Regions from separate parts of the Homo sapiens genome. Here region 1 is linked to region 2. A link is a contact called in ENCODE Hi-C or POLR2A ChIA-PET data. All regions are on one chromosome and are shown on one strand. The core of a region is the stretch at or near the end of the contact, and the rest is flanking DNA. Distances in the headings are between cores, read along the strand shown. Region 1 overlaps LIMCH1 (LIM and calponin homology domains 1). Region 2 has its middle 91 kb from the start of LIMCH1.

Evidence for each region. Hi-C counts contacts between places; a loop is a spot of excess contacts on that map. ChIA-PET counts read pairs that join two places held with the same protein, here RNA polymerase II (POLR2A).
Region 1: a map of heart right ventricle shows a loop between it and region 2 (2.0-fold over the local background). The contact joins two enhancer-like sites. A Hi-C loop is called at or near these places in 2 of 168 maps with a recorded cell type or tissue (gastrocnemius medialis and heart right ventricle). POLR2A ChIA-PET finds 5 or more read pairs at or near these places in 1 of 52 experiments (activated T-cell).

Annotation. Positions count from the first base shown.
Region 1 is chr4:41,589,478-41,595,300 of GRCh38, reverse strand. The region is part of intron 1 of LIMCH1 (LIM and calponin homology domains 1); the gene reads right to left. Among named protein-coding and RNA genes, the nearest start is that of LIMCH1, 54 kb to the right of the region's middle. Within about 2 kb of position 4,485, at least 5 of the 41 ENCODE cell types and tissues checked have a DNase peak (open chromatin) inside an H3K27ac peak, as active enhancers do; they include heart right ventricle, where a contact is called at or near this core.
Region 2 is chr4:41,444,116-41,450,426 of GRCh38, reverse strand. It overlaps a transcript of LIMCH1 not described here. Among named protein-coding and RNA genes, the nearest start is that of LIMCH1, 91 kb to the left of the region's middle. Within about 2 kb of position 1,251, at least 3 of the 41 ENCODE cell types and tissues checked have a DNase peak (open chromatin) inside an H3K27ac peak, as active enhancers do; they include heart right ventricle, where a contact is called at or near this core.

The DNA of each region.
Region 1 (5,823 bases), core at 3,236-5,735, 140 kb before region 2:
TTAGTTCTCTTTCTTCTTGTCTTCTCTTTCTCTATGATGTTCTTCTTCCTCCTTCCCTCCCAACGGCAAACAAACACACATACATATGCACCCTCTTAACTTACTTGGCTCTGTGATTCTCAAATGCTCCACTGCTCTAGCCTTGAACAATCTTGAGGATACCACATTCAAAAACACGTGCACCACTCACTTACAATTCTACCATTCAGGAACAGTAAATAAACCCTTTACCCCATGAGGCAACTCCAAACCAACGAGTGACTAGTACAGATCCAGGTGAGTCTTCACTTGGGAGTGCAAGTATCCTCTGACTGGCCTTTAAGCTCTGAGTGCTTTCTGCCCAGAGGAAAGCAAAGGCTGAGTGTTGATGCTCTCTGGACATCATTTGGCACCACAATAAAAGACAAGACCTGTGACCAGCATGTAGTCCCCTAAGAGGTGCATGACTGTGACCCCCACAGATTCTCAACAAGGTGCTCCTCCTATGTGCATCCCAGACACACAGATCTGGGATGCACGCCTTTGAACACCATGCTGTGTTCAGCGTGCAGCCTGCAAACACAAAAGCTTTGTGCTGCCAGCCAGCCCAAACAATTTGGGCTAGAAGATTTAAATAACTGCAGGTCTGTTTCCAGCTTCTTGCTACAACCTAATGATGCTGGAGGGGAGCCAGGCCCTAGGCAGAAGAAAAGCCAGAAGGAAGAGCCACCCAGCCAAGAGCTAGCAAGGGCAGCCACTGGAGCAAGCGAGAAGGGCTGTGCCTTTAATTACATAAAATGCATTCTGTGAATTCTCATCTGCCTTGCTGTTCACACTGAGATTTTTCCACATTTACAATTTCCAGCAAAACCCAAAACTTAGTGTGTTAACTTTGGAAGCCAAACACTAAAAGTGTCTCAATCCCAAGGGAAAAGAAGTACAAGACACTGCTTTACTATAATGGCTATATATTTAGCTCTTACTATCGTGGAGCTAACAAACCCATACATCTTTGCAAGAAGTTTTTAAAGGACTCTTCAAAAAAGTCAATGTCATGTAAAACAAAAATTGGCAATCAAAGCCATCATGAACAAATGCAATGTATGATCTTTGATTAGACCCCAGATCCCAAAGGAAAAACTAAATAAGGGTGTAATAGTCTAATTTAAATATAAACTGCACATTGGATGATATTACTCAATGAATGTTAATTTTTTAGGTGTGATCATGATTTTGCATTTATATGAGAGACTGCCTTTATTTTTAAGCATCCACATGAATTATTTAGGGGTGAATTATCATAATGTCAGTAACATAACTTTCAAATGGTTCAAAAAAAGTATGCATGTATATATATGTTCACACGTGTGGGGGAAGGGAGAGAGAGAGAGGTTGCGAGTATGTCTGCCTGTCTGTGAAGACAGAGATAAAGCAAATAGTAAAATAGTAACAAGCAGTGAATCTAGATCAAGGGACAGTCAACTTTTTCTATAAAGGGTCAGATAGTAAATCTTTTAGGCCTTGTGGGCCATATGGTGGTCTCTGTTAAAATAATTCAACACTGTTGTTGTAACCAGATCATATGTAAACAAACGTGTGTCTGTATTCTAACAAACTTTATTTATGAAAGCAGGCATTGGGTGGATTTGGCCCATAGACCATAGCTGGATGACCCTGTATTCGCTTATTCACCATACCATTCTTTGAATTTTTCTGTATGTTTGAGATTTTTCCCAAAAAAGGTTGTGAGAAAAGGTTCTTGACTTTCTAAAAGATATATTCAACTAGGTAGGATTGTGACTTCATTGGTAAAAATCTATTCCACAAAATTCAAGGAAAAATGGTTGTCACCTCTGAGATGACCACTGCAAACTCATGGCGGTAAATCCTCAGGTGCTACTGATGGAAAGTTACCATTTCTGGCTAATTGGCAAGTACTGCATAACATGAGTCTCAGTTCAACAGAAAGGCATAACATAAAGTTCCTCAAAGAGTCTATTTTGTACTAGACAAATATTAATACATGAATTTATACCACTGTTTATGTAACTTCCATACATTAAACCCTCCTTGTTCATGGGCCAGTGGTTTCTCATTTCATTGATTTGTGGGCTTGCCCTGTGTATAAAAACATTTCCCAAGGGCTATGGGTAAGACCTGAGCTTGCTACCTTCCCAGGGCCTCTTACTCTAAAGACATCCTTGCAACTCACTCCCTTTCCTTTCACACTCCAAAGGCAAGGTGAGGGAATAGCCCAGGATGGTCTCTACCCCAGAGTGTAGCAAAGTTCCTGACATGTACAAGTGCTCACTAAATATTTAAATAAACTCAATTCAATGTGCTACGTACTCTTCTAGGTATCTGTAATGAATAAAACAGAATTCCTTAGTCTTCACAATCCATCAAATAACTGGAATTGTTCAACATACACATAAACAGAGTTCTGACATCAAATTAGAAAATAGAAGTAAGAGAATAACAAACATATCAAGGAACAGGGCACAAATAGCTTTTCTAGTTAGAATCCCAGCCTTGTCTGCTTCTTAGCTACGTGTCCTTGGGCATAGTTCCTAACCTTTCTGATCCTCAGATTTCTAACTCATAAGGTGGGGGATGCTATCGACCTGTGGGGATGTCAAAATTACAGAAAATATACATTAAGAACACAGCTCAGCGTCTGGCACCTTCTGGGCACTCATTGTCTGGGAGTTATTATTAAGACATTCTTGTTCACTCAGGTCAAGAAAGGACCATGGAAGATGCGATGATGAAGAACAGTTTATCCATTTATGAAAAACAGGCACACTGTGTAGGTATAGCCCTTGCCAGTTACATAGGAGATGGCAAAGAAAAAAAAAAGATAGTTGCTGCTATTGTTACTTAGTTGTTATTAACCACCAGCTTGACAGTTTTATACAAACAGCCTCAAATTTAGGGGCAGGCTACATACCAAAAGTTCATTTGGAGGGTAGCTGCTTATAAGCCATCATTTGTAATTAACCCACAGAAATAAATCCTTGCATGGTGGTTCTAAGTTCAGGCCAGAAAAGCTTATTTCATCCAAAGTACACATGAAGGAGAGTAGGAATTACATGATGGAATCTAAAAGCTGGACAGAACACTTCAGTGGGAAAACATATTCAGAGATGCCAGGTGCACTTGTCCTCTGACTACAGTTGGATCAAGGATCCCAGCAGTTACAGAAGAGGTTTCCTCAGCCCATGGCAGTGCTATCAGAGGGAGAAGGGGCAGGAGGAGGGGGCTTCATCCAGGCCCTTCTTCCTCTTTTCTTCAGAAGGCAAGCAAGAAGCTCCTTGCTACCTTTCTCTTTCTTCAGTTGTCATTTCCATCTGCAAAAAGGTTTCTCTCTTTCCTTTATCTCCTGCACAGAGCAAGCAGCTTTCTGGCTCTGGGGCAGACACCCTGCATTTGGTAGTTCTCTGTGGAAACCAGACAGGGAATGAGAAGCTCCCTTCTGTGCCCAACCTTCTTGGCGTTATTTCTTTTACCCCAATAGGGAGAGATCAACATGATCATGGATTTGCGTTCACAGAAAATGAAGGGAATGCTCATTTGGGTTTCAAATGAATCCAGACACCTTTACTGCCACATATTTAAAATGCAATATATACATATAAAGCATCCATATAATTCTCAGTTTCCACAAATGAAAAGACTAGGTGGAAAATATTAAAATGTAAACTAGAATTACCACTTTTGAAGTTCTCATTTTTATACATTTTCTATAACAAATATTTGCCCTAAAAATCTTAGTAAGGCCCAGGTGCAGTGGGTCACACTTGTACTGCCAGTGCTTTGAGAGGCTGAGGCAGGAGGACCCCTTGAGGCCAGAAGTTCAAGACCAGCCTGGGCAAGAGAGCAAGACTCTCTCTATAAAACGTTTTTTAAAAAATTAGCTGGCCATGGTGGAGCATGCCTGTAGTCCCAGCTACTCAGGAGGCTGGGGTGGGAGAATCACCTGAGCCCAGGAGGTAGAGGCTGCAGTGAGCTATGATCGCACCACTGTACTTCAGCCTGGGTAACAAAGCAAGACCTTGGCAAGCAAGCAAGCAAGCAAGAAAGAAAGAAAGAAAAAGAAAAAAGAGAATGAGAAAAGAAAGAAAGAAATTTTAATACGGACTAGCATACCTCAGAAAGGCTTTCAGATTTGCAAGTCTATCATAGAAGACCCAGATCTTGTTAGGAAACCCATAACCAACAATAATGTTACTTTTCTATTCTACCTATAAGACTTGTTTTTCTTTTAAACATGGTTTTGGTTAGGTTTTCTACATTTGAAGTAAACTCCCTTTAACAGAAATGCAATTAAGAAACTCAGAACTTTAGGAATACATTACCAAAATATCTCCAGGAACTTACCACATAATTAATAGAATTTGGGGATTTCCTGTACCTGCCGTGTGTTCACAGTTGCTGCCTCAGCCTGTATGGGTAACAGTCACACTCCAGTGACTGGCTGATGTCCAACAACAATCAGCACTTGCCAGACTTTCAATGCATTTTTATTTGCCAGGAGCACTTAATGAGGATACCAGCTCTTCCACTGAGAGAAAAGAGCAACTCATTCTGCCTGGGGGAATTCTGGGGACGTTTGACCCAGAAGGTGGCAGCTGGGTGGCTGCTTGAAGCAGAAGAAAACATTTTATGGATGGGAAATGAGCAGAAGCACAGCGGATCACAGAAGAGAAAATGGGAGGTGGGAGGAGAAGAGAACTATGAAAGGTGAGACAGAGGAGGCCTCTGAGTGTCTTGCTAAAGATCTAGACTGTTCTTTAGGCAGTGGGGAAGCCAGACCAGCTCATGAGAACAGGAGTCCTGGGATCCTAGCTTTGTTTTGGGAAAAGATGTCAGGTGCAGAGGGAGAGAGCCAATGGGTGGAGGAGAGGGTCCATTTAAGAGGCTACTATAAGATCCCAGGCCTGGCGTGGTAGTTCATGCCTATAATTTCAGCACTTTAGGAGGCAGGCAGATCACCTGAGCCCAGAAGTTCGAGACCAGCCTGGGCAATGTGGCGAAACCTTATCTCTACAAAAATAAAAAAATTAGATGGGCCTGGTGGTGCGCACCTTAGACCCAACTACTCGGGAGGCTGAGATGGGAGGATGGCTTGAACCTGGGAGGCAGAAATTGAAGTGAGCCGTGATTGTGCCACTACACTCCAGCCTGGGCAAGAGCGAGACCCTGTCTCAAAAAAAAGAACAATTAATTAACTAACTATTTTTAAAAGATCCCAGGGAGAGCTAAACCAGAGGGGGAAGATATGAGCACCTCTCTTTGGATTGGCCATTGAGTGGATGTGGGGATAGAGGACGAGGGGAAAGATGGGATTTCAGGTAATGCCATGGTTTTTAGACATTGAGATTGTCCTAAGGAACAGGGGCAAGAGGAGATCTGTGAGGAAGGGAAATAAACTGGGAGCACTCTATATTTAGAGAGCCCTAGCTCATCAGGGACTTATATTTGGGTTTGGAGTTGAGAAGCAAGGCCCCTGCAGAATATGTAGGTTTGGGAATCACCAGCCCAGGAACACAGGAGAAGCCAAGGGAAAGCAGGATATTTCCTGGGAGAGGTCAGACACAGAACGAGCGAGGCTAACCCAGAGACATCATCCACATGTAAAGGACAGTTAGAGGAGGACAAGTTCATCGTGCCTGAAGAAAAGCAAACATAAGCAGGAGGAGAACCTGGGAAGCCAGCAACAGGGAAGCCAGACCAGAGCACTGTTTCAGGAAGCACTGTGTGTCTGGGGTCAAATGCCACACCACCACACTGAGGATCCCAGCTCTGCCCCTTCCTGGCTGAATAACCTAACCCTTCTCTGTC
Region 2 (6,311 bases), core at 2-2,501:
GAAGTGCCAACTATATGCCAGTGACCCCACTCCATTCTCTTACCTTCCCTAATGTGATTTACCCATATTCTTCCAGGTCTGATCCCATTTTACAAATATTCTAACTTTCTAAGGCCCCAAACCCAATAAATCTATAAAATTGACTTGATGAAATAAATATAAATAAATCTTAAATAAAAAGAGAAATATATCTTGTTCCTAACTAGGAAGATTTGACATTATAAGTGTATCAAATCTCCCTAATAATATATAACTTTAATTGTGTGTCAATCAAATGTTATGGACTGAATTGTGCGCCACTCTGCAAACTCATATGAAGTCGTAACCCCCAGTACCTTCAGAATGTGACCTTATCTGGAAATGGGGTCATTACAGATGTAATTTGTTAAGCTACAATGAGGTCACACTGGAATAAGGTGGGCCTCTAATCCAATGTGACTGGTGCCATCATAAAGGGGGAATCTGGGTACACAGGCAGGCATATGGGGAGAATGTCAGGTGAACCTGAAGAAGGCCAAGAAGCCTGGCACAGATCCTTCCCCACAGCCCTCAGAAGACATCAACCCTGCCAACACTCTGCTTTTGGACTTCCAGCCTCCAGAACTGCTGAGATGATAAATCCTGTTGTTCCAGCCACCCACTTGGTGGTAGTTTGTTACAGCAGCTCTAGCAAACTCATATGATTAGTGCCCAATCAATAAGCTTTAATGTTTGGAGATCTGAGGTTCAAGTTACTTCACAATCTGGTCTCAATCCATTTTTCTGGATTTTTTTAACTATGACCAAAAAGTGGCATCGACATTCTAGGAATCTATCCCTAGGAAGACATGCGGGAAAGTGCAAAGATTCATGTATAAGGGAGAATATACTTATCAACACTGCTGTAATAAGAAAGTAAGAGAGAGAGAAGGTGGGGAGAAAATGTAAGCAAGGTACAAGTCCAATCCCTGGGGCCTAAAATGGGAAACAAACAAATAAATATATTGTTACAATAAACAGGTATAGCTGTTAAGGGGAAAAGGAGGTAGGCCCATCTAGCTGGGCTTCAGAGAGTAAGGAAAACTAGCAGAAGAGGTAAACCTGGGCATATGCTGTGTGAATTAGACCAAGTTCGCCAGAAAGACGGGGACAGGGAGAACATTCCACGTGGAGGGAAAGTCAAGATAGTGGGGTGTCATCGGGAGAGAAAAGCCAGCATCTGGGAGCACTGCCTGGAGTTCTGCAAGGCCAGAGAGCAAGGAGTGGGTTGGAAGGGTGCCAGGGGATGAGAGAGAGAGGTCCAGGGGTCAGCTGAGCCCAGACCAAACTGGGCCTGTATACGCTAACTGAAGGCCATCAAAACGGGAGGGAGGCCCACAGAGGCTGAGTCACAGGGGCGTGTGGAGAAAATACCAGCTTTTTTTTTTTACTAAGTGCTGAACTCTGTGTGTGTTTGATAATGTAATACTGTATCAGTACAGTGGCATACATCATTTACAAATGTTTTATTTTCTTTTTTTAAAGCCTGAAATAGAAGTCAACAAATGTATTTCCATCTACGTAAATTGGGGGTACATGCTCAAAAGCTTTTTTACTGAATATTTAATAAATAAAGAAAGTTTGGAGACCACCGTATCAGCCTACAGATGCCAAAGTTCATCTTTTCTCTCGAGGTGTCCGCTGACGCTACAGCCTCAGCCCAAGAAAGGAAAGGTTGGGAAATGATAACTAAAGGGTACAAGGTCTCCTTTCAAAGTCATAAAAATAATCCAAAATTGATATGGGTGATGCTTGCACAGCTCTGTGAATATACTGAAAAGCATGATTTGCATATTTTAAATTGATAAAATGTGTGTTATATGAATTATTTCTCAATAAAACTGTTACCAAAAAAATCTTTAAAAAAAAAAAATTAATGAATTGTGCTTCCTTACGCACTGACATACTGCTTCTGATTCTTGGGTCAGTGCAGGCCAAGGAGAGAGCACTGTGATAAATATCTGTGAGGAAACAGACAAGCTCAGGCCCTGAACCTGCAGGTATAATGTAACTGCAGAATCAGAGACTCAAAAGCTGTGGTTGAGTCTTCGAGCCTTCTCAATCAGACATCACCCTAGCCTCAACCAGTCAGCCAGACCTCTCCAATTTGGGGTGGGATTTTGCTGGTCCCACCAACCTAAAGCGAACCTAAAGCTGAAGCTCTAGGAGAAATACAGGAAAGTTACCTCCTACATCATGACTGCAGACACCTCTGTGTAGACACACAAGAGAGAGCAATAATGCAAAAGCTCCCAAAAGCTCCTACATTCTACTCTGCATTTTCTACTCCATTTCATTTTTTTAAAGTGTTACTCCCAGGCTGGGCATGGTGGCTCACTCCTATAATCCCAGCACTTTGGGAGGCCAAGGCAGGCAGATCACCTGAGGTCAGGAGTTTGAGACCAGCCTGGCCAACATGGCAAAACCATGTTTCTACTAAAAACACAAAAATTAGCCAGGCGTGGTGGTGCATGCCTGTAATCCCAGCTACTAGGCAGGCTGATGCAGGAGAATCACTTGAACCCAGGAGGCAGAGGTTGCAGTCAGCGGAAATCGCGCCACTGCACTCCAGACTGGGAGACAGAGGGAGACCCTGTCTCAAAAACGAAAAAAAAATGCTACTCCCAACCCACTAGCTTGATTTCATTACCCTCGTGAAGGTCACATCCAGCAGTGTGAAAATCACTGTTCTAGAGGTAAGTTGGTAAGACAGACAGACATTTGTCTCGATATTCTCGTCTCCATGGTCCCGCATTTTCAGGATCCAGAATTAATCTACTCAACAAGAATTTTCCTTCAGTTTAATAAAAGATGTGACGATTAACATATGTTCTGTATTACGAAAAACAGATTTTTAAGAGCAGATGTGCAATTCCCAGCTCCATTACTTTATTAAAAAAGAATATTTGGTTTTCCTTGAAGATTCCATGAATCACAGTCATCTAGTTTGGATTGACATCACTGCATTAATAATAAAAACAGCATTTTGCTGCCCAAGGTTTGTCTTCTTTCCAGATATAGACAAGAACAGTGATCCTGTTAAAGAAGCAGATATCAGTATTTAACCCAACTTACCAAAAGTCCTTGTCTTTTCTCAAAACACTCGCTCCTCTTGAAATGCAATGAATAAATTTATTTGTTGTTGGGTTTTGGGAGCGCTGTTTGTTTGTTGTTGAGACAGGGTCTCGCTCTATCACTCAGGCTGGAGTGGTACAGTTAGTGGCCATCTCAGCTCACTGCAGCCTCAAGCTCCTGGGCTCAGGCGATTTTCCCACGTCAGCCTCCTGAGTAACTAGGACTACAGGCACATGCCACCATGCCCAGCTAATTTTTTATATTTTTAGTAGAGACAGGGTTTCACCATGTTGCCCGGGTTGGTCTCAAACTCCTGGGCTCAAGTGATCTGCCTGCCTCAGCCTCCCAAAGTGCAGGAGTTACAGACAGGCATGAGCCACCACACCTGGCCCATTGAATAAATTTAACCTTCAAATTTGTCTCTAATGTCTCCACGACACTGATCTATACCAGAATCTTTAACTCAGAATCACACACATACACATCCTTAAGTCATTCTTCCTTTTCCTTTCATGATAATTCAAATTTCTGAGGCCACTTGCCACTTTTAAAGAAACTTTGAAAGATCATGAAAAATATTAAGGACTTTTATCATTTATCTTTATATAATGTGTTACCAATTGGATTTATATACAGGCTTTTCCTAGTTTAATTGTAAACACATGGTTTATTTCTTTAAATTCCTCCTAGTTGCCTAAGGGTTCATGTAGTTGTCTTCCAACACTTACTCAGCACATCTATCCATTTGTTCACCATTCCAGAAAGGTTAGAGGATGTGTGGCACATTCACTCATTAGCTAGTATAAAATAAAGCAATCAGCATTCAAAGCTCACTTCATTCCAGCTATTCCCATCTGTCCTGTGAACACTGACTTCTAAAAGTTATGGTTCCATTAACTACGTATATTTGTGAATCTCTGAGAATGTCTTTCCCTTCCCTAATGGTTAGAAATCTAGTCTTTGATCTATTTTAACAAACACTTTTGTCGGACACTAATAGACTCAGAGGTTTCAAAACTGCAACAGGACTAGGAAGGTGAGTCTAAATCCCCTATACCCTGCTGCATTGCCCCTTACTCCCCTCCCCTCATCATGCCACCCAAATCTCACAGGCCCCATCTGTGCTTCAAAAACCAACGACTAGCAGAATAGAGATTTTTCTCCCCACGATGTTCCAATTGAACCTGCAGTTGACAATCATCCTCCTCATCTTCAGTTTTGAAAATAGACTGACAGCAACCCTCAAACCCTTTGACAAGAAGAACCTATTTTAACAAAATTACCCAATGTACTGAGGCTTCAGACCGTAATCCTTTAGGGAAACTTCGTTCTGTTATATTTGAGCTTTTAGTTCTTTCCACAATTTCAATTCTCTAGGAACTCATTCACAGAGGAAAATAAAACCCACTTTAAGTTGATATATATTTATCTCAGCCACAAAGAGCCAAAGTCCTCCAAAGAGCATTTGTTTCACTGAACCATTCTGGGAATGCATCCTGGAAGAGAAAGGTACTGCCAAGACCAACAGATAATAAAGCAAGATAGAAAGGTCAGTAGCTACCCTCATCTCCAGAATGCAAAGAAACTCTAATCTCAGGCCATCAGTGCAAAATTAATTTCTATTTTTAGGCTAAATAAATTCCATTTGAAAGTATCGTGGAAAGATACAGGTCACTGGATAAACAGATAAGGAAACCTTCACATACTTCTATGCTTTTCTTGAATACCTAATTGGAGGAACTAATTGTAACAATCCATTTTACTGTTTTTCTTGAAAATATTAGCAGTGCTTCAGTTGCAATTTTCATTGCCAAAAAATTTGAGGACAATTCCACAGGTGCCTATGATCCTTCTTGCTTTATGGTTACATTACAGGGGTTCGTCTCAGAAGATGGCAATGGCTTTCTGCCTAAGTAAAGCTTGGGAACATAGAATGGTAAAAGTCCACCTTTCATGGACAATCAATCAACTGCTGTCAATCAGAGGTTTGAGATATAAATAGGCTTCCTACACGTTTAATAAAGAATGGGGGCCGTGCACTGTGGCTCACGCCTGTAATCCCAGCACTTTGGGAGGCTGAGGCAGGTGGATCACGAGGTCAGGAGATCAAGACCATCCTGGCCAACATGGTGAAACTCTGTTTCTACTAAAAATATAAAAATTAGCCAGGCGTGGCGGTGTGCACCTGTAGTTCCAGCTACTCGGGAGGCTGAGGCAGGAGAATTGCTTGAACCTGGGAGGTGGAGGTTGCAGTGAGCCAAGATTGCGCCACTGCACTCCAGCCTGGGTGTCTCAAAAAAAAAAAAAAAAAAAGAATGGGAAAATGTTGTTGAATATTCTCTTCATGTGCCTACAAAAGCACACAGTGGTTATTGAGCAAGATGCTGAGCTAGAAGAAGTTGGTGACTTTGTCAGTAAATAACTCAGCTCTTTAACCTCAGTCTGGTAGCCTGGCCATCACATCAGACAGTGGATGGTCAGATTTCGGCAAAATATTGCCCATAAGCAGATTTCTTTTATGGGGACTATATCCTTAACCACTAGAGAAGAGATTATCCTAAGAGCTATTCAAATCCCCAATGTTGAGCAAGACTGAAAATCCCATTGCTGTGATGACCAACTTAGGTTGCCCCTCTTTAGGGCTGATGGAACCTCATGTTGTTGTACTTGGCAAGGGCTTATGCTTGTATTGGCACTTTTGTTCTCACAGTTATTTGGGAAGGGAAAGACCACTGTGATATGTTGACCACCCTAATGAGAGGTAGAGATTCCCAGACAAAGACGCCATTGTGTTGGCCAATGAAGAGACACCACAGGCACGGCCTGACGCCAACCAAATAGTTCAAGGTCCACTGACCTACCCTTAAGGTCAAACTCATATATTAATATAGATTTTCCTCAATATTCTGTAATTGTATTTCAGTCTTACCTTCTCAATGAAACATTAATAAACTTATGCTATGCCCTGCACTCTATATATGTGTGTGTGTGTGTGTGTGTGTGTGTGTGTGTGTGTGTGTATATATATACACACACACTCACACACATACACATACATATATTTCAGTCATATGTAATATGACTGAAAAGTCACCAAAAAGTCGTTTAGGAGTAGTAAAAACAGAATTTTTATACAAAGAATACCTGCCAGAACATAAACTCAAACCAAATGAGTCTCTACATCTTTAGAACTATTCAGACTCACAGAAATTGGAAGC